Linked DNA regions of Homo sapiens: region 2 is linked to region 1. Evidence: read pairs that join two places in POLR2A ChIA-PET (ENCODE). Cell type or tissue: Panc1. All regions are shown on one strand.

What was found. ChIA-PET counts read pairs that join two places held together with the same protein. Peaks named below come from ENCODE experiments on the same cell type or tissue, not always from the same donor. Only the 100,000 strongest peaks of a DNase experiment are listed, where the experiment ranks them.
Region 2: POLR2A ChIA-PET joins it to region 1 with 5 read pairs; 1 of 35 experiments calls an interaction of 5 or more read pairs at or near these places.

Annotation. Positions count from the first base shown.
Region 1 is chr4:182,971,151-182,979,150 of GRCh38, reverse strand. LOC107986327 (a long non-coding RNA gene) reads left to right here. Exons shown (of 3, transcript XR_001741935.1): 2 at 6,289-6,442. Among named protein-coding and RNA genes, the nearest start is that of DCTD, 58 kb to the right of the region's middle. RefSeq lists enhancers at 154-203, 354-403, 634-723. In Panc1, no CTCF peak of the experiment used is centred here; a DNase peak (open chromatin) is centred at 3,220; H3K27ac peaks cover 3,249 bases.
Region 2 is chr4:183,426,545-183,434,544 of GRCh38, reverse strand. No RefSeq gene overlaps it. Among named protein-coding and RNA genes, the nearest start is that of CDKN2AIP, 14 kb to the left of the region's middle. RefSeq lists enhancers at 3,039-3,789, 3,790-4,539. In Panc1, no CTCF peak of the experiment used is centred here; no DNase peak of the experiment used is centred here; H3K27ac peaks cover 956 bases.

The DNA.
Region 1 (8,000 bases):
TGCTTTGCCTTTCTCTGGTGCCTCCCTGATTAGCTGAATAACTAACCTACTGAATTCTTTTTCAGGTAAATCAGGGATTTCTTCTTGGTTTGGATCCATTGCTGGTGAACTAGTGTGATTTTTTCGGGGGTATTAAAGAGCCTTGTTTTGTCATATTACCAGAGTTGGTCTTCTGGTTCCTTCTCATTTGGGTAGGCTCTGTCAGAGGGAAGGTCTAGGGCTGAAGGCTGTTGTTCAGATTCTTTTGTCCCACAGGGATTTTCCTTGATGTAGTACTCCCTGGCTTTTCCTATGGATGTGGCTTCCTGTGAGCCAAGCTGTAGTGATTGTTATCTCTCTTCTGGGTCTAGCCCCCCAGCAAGAGAGTCCTGTGATGTGAATAATCTATGAGTCTCTCAGCTGTGAATACCGGCAGCTGTTCTGGTGGAGGTTGTAGGAGGGTGAAATGGACTGTGTGAGGGTTCTTAGCTTTGGTGGTTTAATGCTCTATTTTTGTGCTGGTTGGCCTCCTGCCGGGAGGTGGGGCTTTCCAGAGAGCATCAGCTGTGGTAGTATGGTGAGAAGCCGGTGGTGGGCGGGGCCCTAGAACTCCCAAGAGTATATGCCCAGTGTATGCCCTTTGTCTTCAGCTACCAGGGTGGGTAGGGAAGGCCCATCAGGTGGGGCCAGGGCTAGGTGGGTCTGAGCTCAGACTCTCACTGGGTGGGTCTTGCTGCAGCTGCTGTGGGGGTTGGCGGTGAGGTTCCCAGGTGATCCCAGGTCAATGGAGTTGTGTACCTAGGAGGATTATGGCTGCCTCTACTGAGTCATGCAGGATGTTAGGGAAGTGGAGGACAGCTGGCAGTCACAGGCCTCACCCAGCTCCCACGCAATCCAAAGGGTCAGTCTCACTTCCACTATGGCCCCCTAACAGCCCCGAGTCTGTTTCCAGGTAGTGGGCGAGCAGGGCTTGAGAACTTGCCCCAGGTTACCTGCCTCCCAGCTGTGAAAGAAAAGGGCTTTGGTTCTTCCCCTGCTTGTGGAGTCTGCACATCGGATTTGCACCCTCCCCCGAGTTCTGGCCAGGGGGCTTCTCATCCAGTTCAAATTGTTACAAAGTGGCCAGGCGCGGTGGCTCACGCTTGTAATCCCAGCACTTTGGGAGGCCGAGGTGGGCAGATCACAAGGTCAGGAGATCGAGACCATCCTGGCTAACACGGTGAAACCCTGTCTCTACTAAAAATACAAAAAATTAGCCGGGCGTAGTGGCGGGCGCCTGTAGTCCCAGCTATTCCGGAGGCTGAGGCAGGAGAATGGTGTGAACCCGGGAGGCGGAGCTTGCAGTGAGCAGAGATCGCACCACCGCACTCCAGCCTGGGCGACAGAGTGGGACTCCGTCCGAAAAAAAAAAAAAAAAAAAAAATTGTTACTAAGTTCAGCTGGAGACTTCCTTCTCCCTGTGACATTTTCCCCCGCGCCTCTGGCCGCCATCCCGAAGGATCCCTGTGGCGCCAGGCAGCAATGTCCTGCTTGGGGACCCAGCGAGCTCCCAGGGCCTTTCCCGTTGCTTCCTCTACCCCTGTATTTTGCTCAGCTCTGAATTGACTCAGCTCCAGGTAAGGTCAGAAACTTCTCCTGCAAACTAGACCTTCGTTTCCCCAGTGGGGGTGTGTGTTTGGGGTGGAGGGTCTCCCTTTCTCACTTTCGCAGTTTGGGCACTCACAGTATTTGGGGTGTCTCCCGGTCCTGCAGGAGCAGCCTGCTTCCTTCAGAGGATCTGTGGGTCCTCTCAGGATTGCTGGGTTGTTCTGCAGTGGTTCTGGAGCTGGAATTGATGATGCGAGGCTCCGCACGCTGCTGTCTGTCCGAGTTGGAGCTGCAATCTGGTCCTGCCTGCCATCCGCCATGATGATCTCTTTCTGACCCGGGGCATATTTAATGTCTTATTTCTATTAACGTTCTATTCATGATGATATATATTCTCTAAGATGATAAAAGCTTTCACTTTCTCTACAGCTATCCTCTCTTCTTCTTGAGCTCTCACCAGACTATAACATCCGTATTTCTACTAAAGTCTTTTCATGGCAAATTAGGCTTTTTCTAGCATGCACCTCAAAGTTCATTTAGCCTCTACCCATTATCCATTTCCAAAGTCACTTCCACATTTTTAGGTGTTTGTTACAGTGGCACTCCGTTTCTTGGTACTGAAATATGTATTATCATTATTATTATTAACAGCTTGGGCTGCCATAACAGAACACCACAGACTGGATGGTTTAAATAACAGAAATTTATTTTCTCACAGTTCTGGCGACTAGAAGTTCAAGATCAAGGTGCCAGAAAATTTGGTTTCTGGGGAGGGCTCTCTTGGCTTGCAGAGTGCTGCCTTCTCCTGTGTCCTTCTAGGGCCTTTCTTCTATGCATGTGTGGAGAAAGAGAGAGAGCTCTGGCGTCTCTTCCTCTTCTTGTAAGGCCACTAGTGCTAATGGTTTAGGGCCTCAATCTTTTTTTTTTTTTTTTTTTTTTTTTTTTTTTTTTTTTTTTTTGAGACAGTGTCTGGCTCTGTCACCCAGGCTGGAGTGCTATGGTGCGATCTCGGCTCACTGCAACCTCCGCCTTTGGGTTCAAGAGATTCTCCTGCCTCAGCCTCCTGAGTAGCTGGGATTACAGGCATGCATCACCATGCCTGGCTAATTTTTGCTTAGGGCCTCAATCTTATGACCTAATTTAATTATTTCCTTAAAGGCTCTATCTCCAAATACAATGGCACTGGGGATGAGGGCTTTCACATCTGGATTTTGGGAGGACACAATTTGGCCCAAACAGTTTTCTGTCCTTTTCCATTTTTATTTTTGGCAATTTAACTATAGGTTTATCAACTTTGCTGATATTTTCAAAGAACTAGCTTTGGGATTTATTAATTTTCTCTATTGGATGTCAATTTCTATTTCATCAATTTATACTCTTATCTTTATTATTCCCTTTCCTCTACTTACTTTCATTTAATTTGCCTTCTACAGTGGTTCCCCCCGCCGCCATCCAGTTTTATTTTCCACAGTTTCAGTTACCCGTGGTCAACTGTGGTCTAAAAATATTAAAGGGGAAATTCCAGAAGTAAACAATTCATGTGTTTTAAATTGTGTGCCATTCTGAGTAGCATGATGGAAACTCCCACTGTCCTGCTCTGTCCTGCCCAGGATGTGAATCATCCCTTTATTCAGTATATCTCAGCTTTATATGCTGCCTGCCTGTTAGTCACTTGGTAGCTGTCTCAGTTATCAGATTGGCAGATCACAGGAAGATGGATGAGTGTAGTAAAATGACATATTTTGAGAAAGAGAGAGAGAGACCACATTCACATAACTTGTATGACAGTACGTTACTATAATTGTTCTATTTTATTATTAGTTATTGCTGTTAATCTCTGACTGTGCCTAATTTATAAATTAAACTTTCTCATAGGTTTATATGTATAGGTAAAAACATAGTATGCATAGGGTTTGGTATTGTCCATGGTTTCAGGCATCCACCGCGGAAGGTGGGGGGGGTCATAAAATGTATCCCTTGTGGAGAAGAGGGGGCCACTATATTTTTAGCTTCTTATTGACTGATTTTTCTCCTGGTTTTCAGCCACTGTTTTCTGCTCTTGCATGTCTAGCAATTTTTTCTTGGATGCTGAAAATTTTGAATAGTATGTTGTTCATGTCTTGGTTTTGCTAAATTTCTTTAAAATGTGTTGACATTTATTTTGGCAGGTAGTTAAGAAACTCACAGTTCCACTTCACCTTTTGGGGCTTGTCTCAGGCTTTTGCTGGGGTAGATCAACAATAGTCCTTGCTCTAGGCCTAGTTTAGCTCCAGATCTAAAGCATCATCTTAATAATGCCCTAGACGTTAGTGAGGTTTTTCCACACTGGTTGGCATGGGGTTTTGTTTGTTTGTTTTTTGTTTTTTGTGTTTTTTTGAGACAATCTTGCTGTGTTGCCCAGGCTGGGGTGCAGTGGTGGAATGCAATCTTGGCTCACTGCAACCTTTGCCTCAGGGCTCAAGCAATCCTCCCTGCTTAGCCTCCCAAGTAGCTGGGACTACGCGCGCATGCCACCGCACCTGGCTAAGTTTTATATTTTTAGTAGAGATGGGGTTTTACCATGTTGCCCAGACTGGTCTTGAACTCCTGGGCTCAAGTGATCCGCAAACCTTGGCCTCCAAAAGTGCTGGGATTATAGGTATAAGCCACTGTGCCTGGCTGGCATGTTTTCATTATCTCCCAGCCCAAAGTGAGCTCTGAGAATTGTTTGGCTTACAGCTTCCCAGGAGACCCTTGCCAGACCCATCCATGGACATATTAATATTCAGCAATAGGCTCAAGGGAATCCCTCTGTTGATTTCTATATCTCTTTATCTGTACAGATCCTACCCCTCAGTATTCTGCCTGGCAAATTCCTGCTACTTGAGGCCCCCTTGTCTCACTTAATGAAATCCCCATGTATTGCTTGGATTCTCTCTCCCTGCAGCACAGTCCAAAAAATACCTCCAGGCAGACAGCTGAGGTGGGACTTACCCTGTTTTCCCCCCTTTTATCACATATCAAAGTCCTGTGAGATCGCTTGTCCAGTGTCTAAGTCTGATAGAAAATTTGAATTTGATATGAAGCGTTTCATACCGTTGTTCAGTTTTCCAATTGTTGACGGTAGGAGGGCAAGGCCAGCACTATTTACTCCAATATGGTTAAAAATGGCAGCGTTACAATGCCTTTTAATTCATCTCTCTGATTCTATCCTCGTAATTCTCCAATCTATTTTTTCACATACCTTCCAGGGTAATCTTCTGAAAACAGAAGTCAGATTGTGCCGCTCCTTTGTTGAAGATTCTCAGCTGGTTTCCCACCTCTCTCAGAGTAAAGCCCTAAATGCCTGCCCTTGTCTAAGTCCCGCCATTACTTGGCTCCAGGTTCCCTTCTTCATTCATTGCCGTCTTCATTGCCCCCTCCTTCCCCGGATTCACGCTGCGTCGGCCATTTTGATTTCCTTCTTGTTCCTTGAACACCCTAGCACATGCCTGCCTTCGAACCTTTGCACTTGCTCTCCCCAGTGCTTGGGTCTCTGCCTGAATCTGCCTGACTCACCTGCTCTTCTTCAGCTCTCTGCTCGGACGTCAACGCATCATAGAGCCTTCTCTGACCAGTCCATTGTAAACCACCTCAGCCCCTGCACTTGATGTTCTATTCCCTCCCCTGCTTTATTTTTCTTCATAGCGTTTCCAACCACCCAGGATATTACGTATTTGTTTACTCTCTTGTCTCTCCCAGCTAGAATACAAGTTCTGTGTGAGCAAGGACTTTTTTGTTCACTGCTATATCCTGAGTGACTAGAACAGAGTGCCTAGCTCAGCAAATATTTTCTGAGTAGTGCTTAAATGAGCCAGGAGCAATAACAGAAATTCTATTTTCAACTCAGATCCTGAATCTGAGATGACTAAACTCCCACAACGGGATTTCAACCGCCTTCCTATCATTGTAGCTTGCAGAGTAAAGCTGATTATTTCAAAGTGATCATTGGCAGAATGAAAGATTTGGCAGGGAGGGAGGAAGTAAGGGAAGGAAAGAGAGAGAGAGAGAGAGAGAGACAGAGAGAGAGACAGACAGAGACTGAGTTGCCAAGCCAAATAAACAGAAAACCCATTCCAGGATTTTCAGTATGGAGGAACTAGAAGTTGATGATAGGACTGACAGAGCCTCCTCAAAGTTGTACATATTGATGCTCAAATTAATAATAAATGTACAATCTGGTTTTTTTTTTTTTTAAGACAGAGTCTTGCTCTGTCACCCAGGCTGGAGAGCAGTGGCGTGATCTCGGCTCACTGCAACCTCCGCCTCCCGGGTTCAAGAGATTCTACTACCTCAGCCTCCTGAGCAGCTGGGACTACAGGCGCGCACCACCATGCCTGGCTAATTTTTTGTATTTTTAGTAGAGACGGGGTTTCACTGTGTTAGCCAGGATGGTCTCGATCTCCTGACCTCTTGATCCGGCGGCCTCGGCCTCCAAAGGTGCTGGGATTACAGGCAAGAGCCACTGTGCCCAGCCACAATCTTCCTTTTTTAAGACGGTGCCTTGCTCTGTTGCTCAGGCTGGAGTGCAGTGGCACGATCATACTTCACTGCAGCCCTGAACTCCTGGGCTCAACCGATCCTCCTGCCTCAGCCTCCCAAAGTGCTGAGATTATAAGCATGAAACACCAAGCCCAGGCTCCAAGTTCTCACTACAAAGTCAGGGTAGGTTGTCTTATCAACTCTTTTCGTAAACCTCATTAGGTGCCATGGTACAGAGCTCCTGTAGGATAAAGACCCCTTGCCTGAGAAGCTCCTGCCTGAGCATCCCGCTTAAGATTGCTATGTTCCAAGTGGAAAAGCTGGGAGCAGAATCAGCTAGAAAATTGTTCAGACTCAGCTTGTCTGGTATTGGTCGGTAAGTGCTACATATTTACTTTATTTGTTTTCAGTTTTCTCTTTTCCGGGTTAATTATTAATTTAATAATGGGTTTCTGGTGGGACTACCTACCAGCAATGAAAAACATTTTTATAATTCATGCATTTTCATGAACTTGCCTTTCACATATTCTATTTCAGACCAGATCCAGGTTTTACAAGCACGTTTTTTAGTGTTGATAGACTTCATAAAAATTGTTTCCTTTACAATTTTTTTCTGTCTTTAACATAAAACCCAATAAAATGATAAGACACATGACTTTGCCAATTATTCTCCACTTATTGTGAAAATTAGATTGCATTTGATCTTTAGCCAGAATATATATAAAATATGTTCTGTGATGAAATAGCATTTACTTTTATTGTATTTATAGATCTTGGTTAGAGAAAAAAACTGGATGTATTGAGTGTTATAAAGAAGAAAAATTATTAAATTATTACTTGCCAGGGTTCTTCTTTCCTACCTTTTCTGGAGGAAAATTGTCAATTCAGAATTTCTCTTATGGGTCTCAGAAGCTAGTAACTTATTGACTGCAGAAAATGGCTTGTTTTACACTTATATGCAGGAGAAATATCACCTCTTAAAAAGCCTCTAGTGTGATATATAATATACAACTTATGCAATAGCTGTAGGTAGATATAACACGAATTATAGAGATGCACAGAAATATATTTTGGGGCTTCTCTACACATCTTCAAAGATTTTTCTTCTGAGGCCCATTCCCAGGGCTTTTTGTTTAGACTAAAGGAAAGATGACTATGTGGTCTTCACTGACAGTCCTTGTGATTTATGAGTTTCAGTCTAAAGTTTAGTCTAAAAAGCAAACATGCCTTATTCTCACCTGAGCATTTGAAAAGCCTCTGTGGCATTAAATATTTATAAGTTTTTGGAGATTGAAGAAATGTATTTGTAGATTATTGCGTGAAACATGTAAACTGAGAATTCGGTTTTACCTTCATAACTTTGACATAGTTGGTGCTACAGATATTTGATGGAATTCTACTGTCTATGATAATGAAATCATGATTCAAGGTTACAGTTTGTTTAGGGCACACAGGAAGAGGCAAGATGAATCTATGCTGTGCTTTTCTGATTTGCACCCCTAAAGTTCTGCCGTGAAACTCTAGGATCAGACATTCGTTTATGTAAAAACATGTATTACATAGCAGGAACTAATCTCTTTCTAATGTCACCTTATTCCACAGAATATTAATATTAGGAAATATAGTTGCATGTGGCTTTATGTTGGATTCTGACTATCTAAGCCATTTTTGTCCATAAACAAATAAAAAGGATTTTAAGACTGTAATGTAATTTCAGCAATCCTGGAAACTTTCTAGTAATAAGAATACATATTCAAAAGCACCCATCCTTCTTGCCGACGCTCAGATAGTTTAAAAATAGTCTTCCATGAAAATCCTATAGTGTTTCAAAATGCGTCTAAGCCTAAGCCAAATGCTAGTTTGAAAAGTGAAGGTACTTCCACTTCTTTCTCTCTTTTTCTCTCTCTTTCTCTCTTTCCCTCCCTCCCTCCCTC
Region 2 (8,000 bases), 460 kb before region 1:
TACACTGTGGCCGAAGGCTTCAGCTTAGACTCACGAGAGGAGCTTGATGTGTGTGGACTGTCCCGCTGCTCACTGGGCGTTGGCCTGGCCTCAGTGGCCCTGGGTCATAGTATTGTGGACTTAGCATCACCATTGTGTGTCCGGAATTGGTGGGTTCTTGGTCTCACTGACTTCAAGAATGAAGCCGTCGACCCTCGCGGTGAGTGTTACAGCTCTTAAGGTGGCGCGTCTGGAGTTTGTTCCTTCTGATGTTCGGATGTGTTCGGAGTTTCTTCCTTCTGGTGGGCTCGTGGTCTAGCTGGCTCAGGAGTGAAGCTGCAGACCTTTGCGGTGAGTGTTACAGCTCATAAAAGCAGTGTGGACCCAAAGAGTGAGCAGCAGCAAGATTTATTGCAAAGAGCGAAAGAACAAACCTTCCACAGTGTGGAAGGGGACCCCAGCAGGTTGCCACTGCTGGCTGGAGCAGCCTGCTTTTATTCTCTTATCTGACCCCACCCACATCCTGCTGATTGGTAGAGCCGAGTGGTCTGTTTTGACAGGGTGCTGATTGGTGCGTTTACAATCCCTGAGCTAGATACAAAGGTTCTGCACATCCCAATTAGATTAGTTAGCTACAGAGTTTCAACACAAAGGTTCTCCAAGGCCCCCCCAGAGCAACTAGATACAGAGTGTCGATTGGTGCACTCACAAACCTTGAGCTAAACACAGGGTGCTGATTGGTGTGTTTACAAACCTTGAGCTAGATACAGAGTGCCCATTGGTGTATTTACAATCCCTGAGCTAGACATAAAGATTCTCCAAGGCCCCACCAGAGCAGCTAGATACAGAGTGTCGATTGATGCACTCACAAACCCTGAGCTAGACACAGGGTGCCGATTGGTGTGTTTACAATCCCTGAGCTAGACATAAAGACTCTCCATGTCCCCACCAGACTCAGGAGTCCAGCTGGCTTCACCCAGTGGATCCTGCACCGGGGCTGCAGGTGGAGCTGCCTGCCAGTCCCTCGCCATGCGCTCGCACTCCTCAGCCCTTGGGCTGTTGATGGGACTGGGCACCATGGAGCAGGGGGCGGTGCTCGTTGGGGAGGCTCGGGCCGCACAGGAGCCCATGGAGCGGGTGGGAGGCTCAGGCATGGCGGGCTGCAGGTCCTGAGCCCTGCCCCGAGGGAAGGCAGCCAAGGCCCGGTGAGAAATCGAGCGCAGCGCTGGTGGGCTGGCACTGCTGGGGGACCCAGTACACCCTCCGCAGCCACTGGCCCGGGTGCTAAGCCCCTCACTGCCCGGGCCGGCAGGGCCAAGCCCACGCCCACCCGGAACTCCAGGTGGCCCGCAAGCGCCACGCGCAGCCCCGGTTCCCGCTGGCACCTCTCCCTCCACACCTCCCTGCAAGCTGAGGGAGAGGGCTCTGGCCTTGGCCAGCCCAGAAAGGGGCTCCCACAGTGCAGCGGTGGGCTGAAGGGCTCCTCAAGTGCTGCCAAAGTGGGAGTCCAGGCAGAGGAGGCGCCGAGAGCAAGCGAGGGCTCTGAGGACTGCCAGCACGCTGTCACCTCTCAATTGGTTGTCTTTCAAGACAGAGATCATATATGCTTGAGTTACTGGTTCAGAGAGAGGAGATGTAATATACCCATTGGGGGATTGGGGGAAGAACTATTAGAAAAAAACTGAAAGTAATTCAAATCTAATTACTCAATTCTAAACATTTCAATTCTCTTATAACAGGGGTCCCCCCGCCACTACCTCCAACCCTGGGCCACACGGCAGGTGGTGAGCAGCTGGCAAGTGAGCAAAGCTTCATCTGTCTTTACGGCCACTTCCCATTGCTCGCATGACCACCTGAGCTCCACCTCCTGTCAGATCAGACAGGAGCGTTGGATTCTCACAGGAGTGAGAACCTTACTGTGAACTGTGCATGTGAGGGATCTGGGGTGTGTGCTCCTTATGAGAATCTAATGCCTGATGATCTGTCACTGTCTCCCATCACCCAGATGGGACCATCTAGTTGTAGAAAACAAACTCAGGGATCCCACTGATTCTACCTTATGGTAAGTGTATAATTATTTCATTATATATTACAATGTAATCATAATAGAAATAAAGTGCGCAACAAACATCATGTGCTTGAATCATCCTGAAACCACCCGCCGACCCCCCTTCCATGGAAAAAGTGTCTTCCATGAAACCGGTCCCTGGTGCCAAAAAAGTGGGGGACTGCTGTCTTACGACATCATAGATTCATGGAATTCTTTTATAGGCAGGTTCCTTGGGGGTAACTGAAGCTGTTTCCTCGTTTTTAGGAAATTTAGGAAAGACTAGGAAATTGAGGCTCAGAGAGGCCATTTAGCAGTGACTAACACAATTTCCAGGTCAGTATTGTTTCTACGAGCCCTGGTCTCCAGAAGAGAAAAGGCTAGTCAGGACTACCACTTGAAGTCCCCTAGTCGGATACAAAGAAAGGATCCAGGATCCAAGTTGATTTACAGTTAAACTCACTTGGGGAATTCACAATGCTTAAAAGGCAAGAAGAAAACAACGCAAGACTGTACATACCACAGTATGAAAAATCTTAACCACATAGCAGCACCTCCTTCAGAGCCACACTGGCCACTGCTGTGCGACTCCCTCCCCTGGCCTCCCCCTCACCCCGAGGTTTCAGCATGGAGACCCACGTAGGCCCATGGGGAGAGCTGTGTGGAGCTTGGGAACTGTATTTAGTCTCCTTCCTTCTGGGGCCTTTTACATTTAAAAATGCAATTTCGGCCGGCGCAGTGGCTCATGCCTATAATCACAGCACTTTGGGAGGCCAAGGTGGGCGTGTCACCTAGGTCAGCCGTTCAAGACCAGCCTGGCCAACATGGCGAAACCCCATCTCTACTAAAAATATACATATATTTTTACACACATATATATATACACACACACTCAAAAATTAGCCAGGTGCGGTGGTGCGTGCGCGTGTAATCCCAGCTACTTGGGAGGCTGAGGCAGGAGAATCACTTGAACCCGGGAGGTGGAGGTTGCAGTGAGCCGAGATGGTACCATTGCACTCCAGCCTGGGCAACTGAGTGAGGCTGTCTCAAAAAAAAAAAAAGAAAAGAAAAGAAAAAGAGAGAGAGAAATGCAATTTTATTCTTACGACTTTCTGGAAGCAAGAATGTGATTTTGAACATTCTAAAGAAAATTTTTATAAAGGAATGTGAGAAAGCAACAAGATAATGTTGGCTGCTGTGGTATTAAAATTCTTAAAAAGTAAAAGCACTGTAGAAATATAAGGTATATCATTCTACTTATTTTGTTCCAGAATAATATGCATGATATTAGGTTAGCTTTTTCCATAGGAGGCCATTTTTTTCTGGGTATGGTGATACCACTCTCGATGAAGCTGAGCATGAGCCTCAGTAGCTTCGAGTGTGAATATAACCTTTTTGTGAACTCTGTCACATTACTGAGTATAGAATCTGCTCCTGGATGTTTTAGTTTCTCCCAGGGTTAGCGAGAGACTTTCATTTCTTCTTTGTGCTTTCCTCACTCTCAGGAATCACAGGGAAGCTGTGATTGTTCTAGGCGTTAGTTCTTTATTAGTGCTCAATCTGCTTAACACTCCTCTTGTGTGCCGCCTTTGAAGTCTCAAGAAATCTCCTGCCTGGCAGGAAGTGCCAGAGGCCCAAACAGTGCAAAGGAAATCACACCCATGGCGGCCTCTCCAAAGTGCAGGCCTGGGGCTCAGTCCATTTCTCCTGGTCGTTCTCACAGTTCTGGATTCAGAAGGGAGGAGAGAGGCAGTGGGGGGCGCTATGCATTCCTAAGGGATTGCATTCGAGTCTGCTGACCAGGCCCTGAGCTCCCCTGAGGCCAGTAAACCTCTGGCCGGTAAACCCCTGCTCCTGGGGGGCTGAGAAAGCCGTCCTTCTTGGTGCAGACCCTACCCAGCCCTATGTCTTAAGAGTCCCTTCTCTCTGCTGTCCCACAGTCAAGCCAGCCCTGCTCTGCCTGCTCTGCCCTGCCCATGGAGAAAAGCTTCCAAGCCTACGAGGATCTCCTTCTCACCATGCCAGCTGTTTGACCTCAAGGGAGTTACTTAACCTTTCTGAGCCTTGCTTACTTCATCTGTAAAATGGGACAACAGTGGTGACTACCTCTTAGGATTGTTGTGAGGATAAAACGAGATAATCCAAAAACTGGCCAGGTGTTGTGGCATACGCCTGTAGTCCCAGCTACTCGAGAGGCTGAGGTGAGAGGATCGCTTGAGCCCAGGTGGTCGAGGCTGCAGTGCATCTTGATTGCACCACTGTACTCCAGCCTGGGCGACAGAGTGAGACCCTGTCTCAAAATAAATATAAAAAATAAATTTAAAAATGAGATAATCCTTATAAATATCTCAGCATCTTGCCTAGCATTTTGTGGATGTTTGATAAATGCTGCTACTATTAATAATAAACCATTTTTATTAGATTAAGGAATGTGTATTGACAAGAGCTGGACTTAGGAGATCACAGTGAGAAAGAAAACAAACACCTAGAACATTTGCGAAAGAAGAAATCCTTGGTGAAGGGTGTGGCCCGAGTGGTTGTGCTTTTCTCCTGTTTGTTTCACCGTTAACGTTTGTCACATGTGAATTCTTACAGCCCTCAGTGTGTCTGTGTCTATACATTTCCTTGACCTCTTCCTAAATGGTTGAAGCAGGCTGACCAAAGAGAATGGATTTGTGTTCTTGTCCCCCTTCGTCTGATAACAGTTCCTGATTTCCCCAGGATTCTGCTCCTTTCCCTCTGGCAGTCCCTGTGGTCTGTATGGGGCTGGCCCCAATCACTGGATCCAGCGGACACGTCACCCAGGCCTGGCCACTGAAAGCCAATTGTGAGACTTTTGCTGGAGCAACCAGGAAAAGAATGTGTGTATCCTTTGGATGCATAGAATGCAGAGCATGGATTGCAATCGTGAAGGAGCAGGTAGCTCCAGAACCCAGAAATGGAGAGAGCGAGGGTCAGTCCTCAGCATCTGCTCTGTGCAGGCACCGGGATTCAGCAGTGAACAAGTCTCGGTCCTTGTGAAGCTCTGGTGAAGAAAACATCAAGACATAGTGATAGGTGGGTGGGTGGATGGGTGGGGTACATGGATGGGTGGATGCACGCATGGATGGACATGTAGACCTATAGATCATTCTGGTAGTGATACGTTCTATTAAGGAGAAAGGAACAGAATAAGAACACATTAGGGGCCGGGCGCAGCGGCTCACACCTGTAATCCCAGCACTTTGGGAGGCCGAGACAGGTGGATCATCTGAGGTCAGTGGTTCGAGACCAGGCTGACCAACATGGCGAAAACCCCGTCTCTACTAAAAATACAAAAATTTTTATGGTGGCGGACTCCTGTAATCCCAGCTACTTGGGAAGCTGAGGCGGGGAGAATCGCTTGAACTGGGAGGCGGAGGTTGCAGTGACCCGAGATCGCGCCACTGCACTCCAGCCTGCGTGACAAGAGCAAAACTCCGTCACAGAAAAAAGCAACACATTAGGGCAGTACTGTTTTAGATAGTATCATTAATGATCCTATTGACCTAAAGAAAGAAATTGAGGCAAAATTAATATAAGTAGAGAGTTTATTTGAGCCAAATTTGAGGACTGCAACCTGGGAGACACAGATTGCAGTTGCCTTGAATTTATGCTCTGATTAGCAGCAATTGCCAGTAAGTTTTTAAAGAAAAAAAGAAGGGGCAGTTCTTACATTGGTTCATAAAATAACATGAAAATAAGCTACTGATTCGCTACACATTGTTCTTTGTATCACAAATTCTAGGAACAAGAAGATGATGGGTGAGGGTCACATTATATAACTTGTAATAACTTTTTTTTATTATTATGGGATATGATGAAGTTATTAAAAAGAACAAGCCGTTGTGTATGTACTCTTGTTCTGGATACATTACTTATTTATTTATTTTTATACTCAGAGATGGAGTCTTGCTCTGTCACCCAGGCTGGAGTGCAGTGGCGTGTTCTCGGCTCACCTCTACCTCTGCCTCCTGAGTTCAAGCAATTCTCCTGTCTCAGCCTCCCGAGTAGCTGGGATTACAGGTGTGCACCATCATGCCCAGCTAATTTTTCTGGGCCTGATACATTTTGCATCTTTTGCGTAGGATTGCTTTGAGTTACTTTTCTTTCTCACACCAGTGAACTCCTTTTTTGTTAAAGCTAGTTTTGGGTGGATTTCTGCCACTTGCAACCAAAGGATTTCTCATTGACATTCTGTATAGCCAGGATTTTAAAACTACGTTTTGGCTGGGCGCGGTGGCTCACGTCTTTAATCCCAGCACTTTGGGAGGCCGAGGAGGGCAGATCACCTGGGGTCAGGAGTTCGAGACCAGCCTGACCAACATGGCGAAACCCTGTCTCTACTAAAAATACAAAAATTAGCCAGGCGTGGTGGTGGGTGCCTGTAATCCCAGCTACTCGGGAGGCTGATGCAGGAGAATCGCTTGAACCCGGGAGGCGGAGGTTGCAGTGAGCCAAGATCACACCACTGCATTCCAGCCTGGGTGACAGAGTGAGACCCTGTCTTAAAAATAAAAAAAAAAAAAAAGCAAGTCATAGAAGAGGACTAGAAAATGGCAAATAAATATGTGAAAAGATGTTAAGCTTTACTAGTAATCACGTAAACACAAACCAAAACAACAGTGGGATAACTTCTTTTGCTTATCAGATTATCAAGCTTTAAAAGTTTTGCCTGCAGGCTGGGTGTGGTGGCTCACACCTGTAATCCCAGCACTTTGGGAGGCCGAGGCAGGCGGATCACGAGGTCAGGAGATCGAGACCATCCTGGCTAACACAGTGAAACCCTGTCTCTACTAAAAATACAAAAAATTAGCCTGGTGTGGTGGCGGGTGCCTGTAGTCCCAGCTTCTGGGGAGGCTGAGGCAGGAGAATGGCGTGAACCTGGGAGGCGGAGCTTGCAGTGAGCTGAGATCGCGCAACTGCACTCCAGCCTGGGTGACAGAGCAAAACTCTGTCTAAAAAAAAAAAAAAAAAAAAAAAAAGTTTTGCCTGCATCTCAGCCAGGCATGGTGGCTCACACCTGTAATCCCAGCACTTTGGGAGGATAAGGCGGGTGGATCACCTGAGGTCAAGAGTTTGAGACCAGCCTGGCCAACATGGTGAAACTCCATGTCTACTAAAAAAATGCAAAAATTAGCCTGGTATGGTGGCAAGCACCTGTAATTCCAGCTACTCAGGAGGCTGAGTCAGGAGAATTGCTCGAACCTGGGAAGCAGAGGTTGCAGTGAGCTGAGGTTGAGCCACCGCACACCAGCCTGGGCAACAGAGCAAGACTCCGTCCCCCACCCCCCGCCCCCCCCCCCAAAAAAAAAAAGTCTTGCCCTCATCCATGTTAGTGAGTAGGGAAATAGATCCTCTCATTCACTGTTGCTGGGATTCAATTACTGAAGCCTTTGTTGAAAGTATCTATCAGTGTTTATTAAAAATGTTTAAATGCATGTACCTTTCAATATAGCAATTTTACTTCTGGAAATTTATCTGACAGAAATAAGAGCAAGATGTTTTCTGATATCCATCCACCCTGCCTTCCTCAGTAACAGAGGAACCTATGATGCTGAGCTGGGCAAATGGTCACCTGGAATAATGTCATTTCCCAGCACACGTTATAGTTAGGTTTGATCTTGCACTGCCGTTCTAGGCAATACAATATACTTCCTGGAAGTAGCAGCTTCCAGGAAGTAACCTCTAAAAGGAGGAGTAATGCTCCCTGGGACTTGTTTCTTTCTTCCTCCTGTAATACAGGCTGCTGGCTGGAGCTCTGGCAGCAAGATGGGCCATGTGGGGACTTCGGAGTGGAAGCTGTGAAGGGCAGAGACGGCAAGGTAGCAGGAGCTTGAGCCCCGAATCCAGGGAGCTCCAGATCAGTTCTGACCTGACCTCCTCCAGACTTCTTGAACATAAGACAGTGAAATATCTATCTTGGCAACAAACGTGAAAAAAATGTTCAATATCA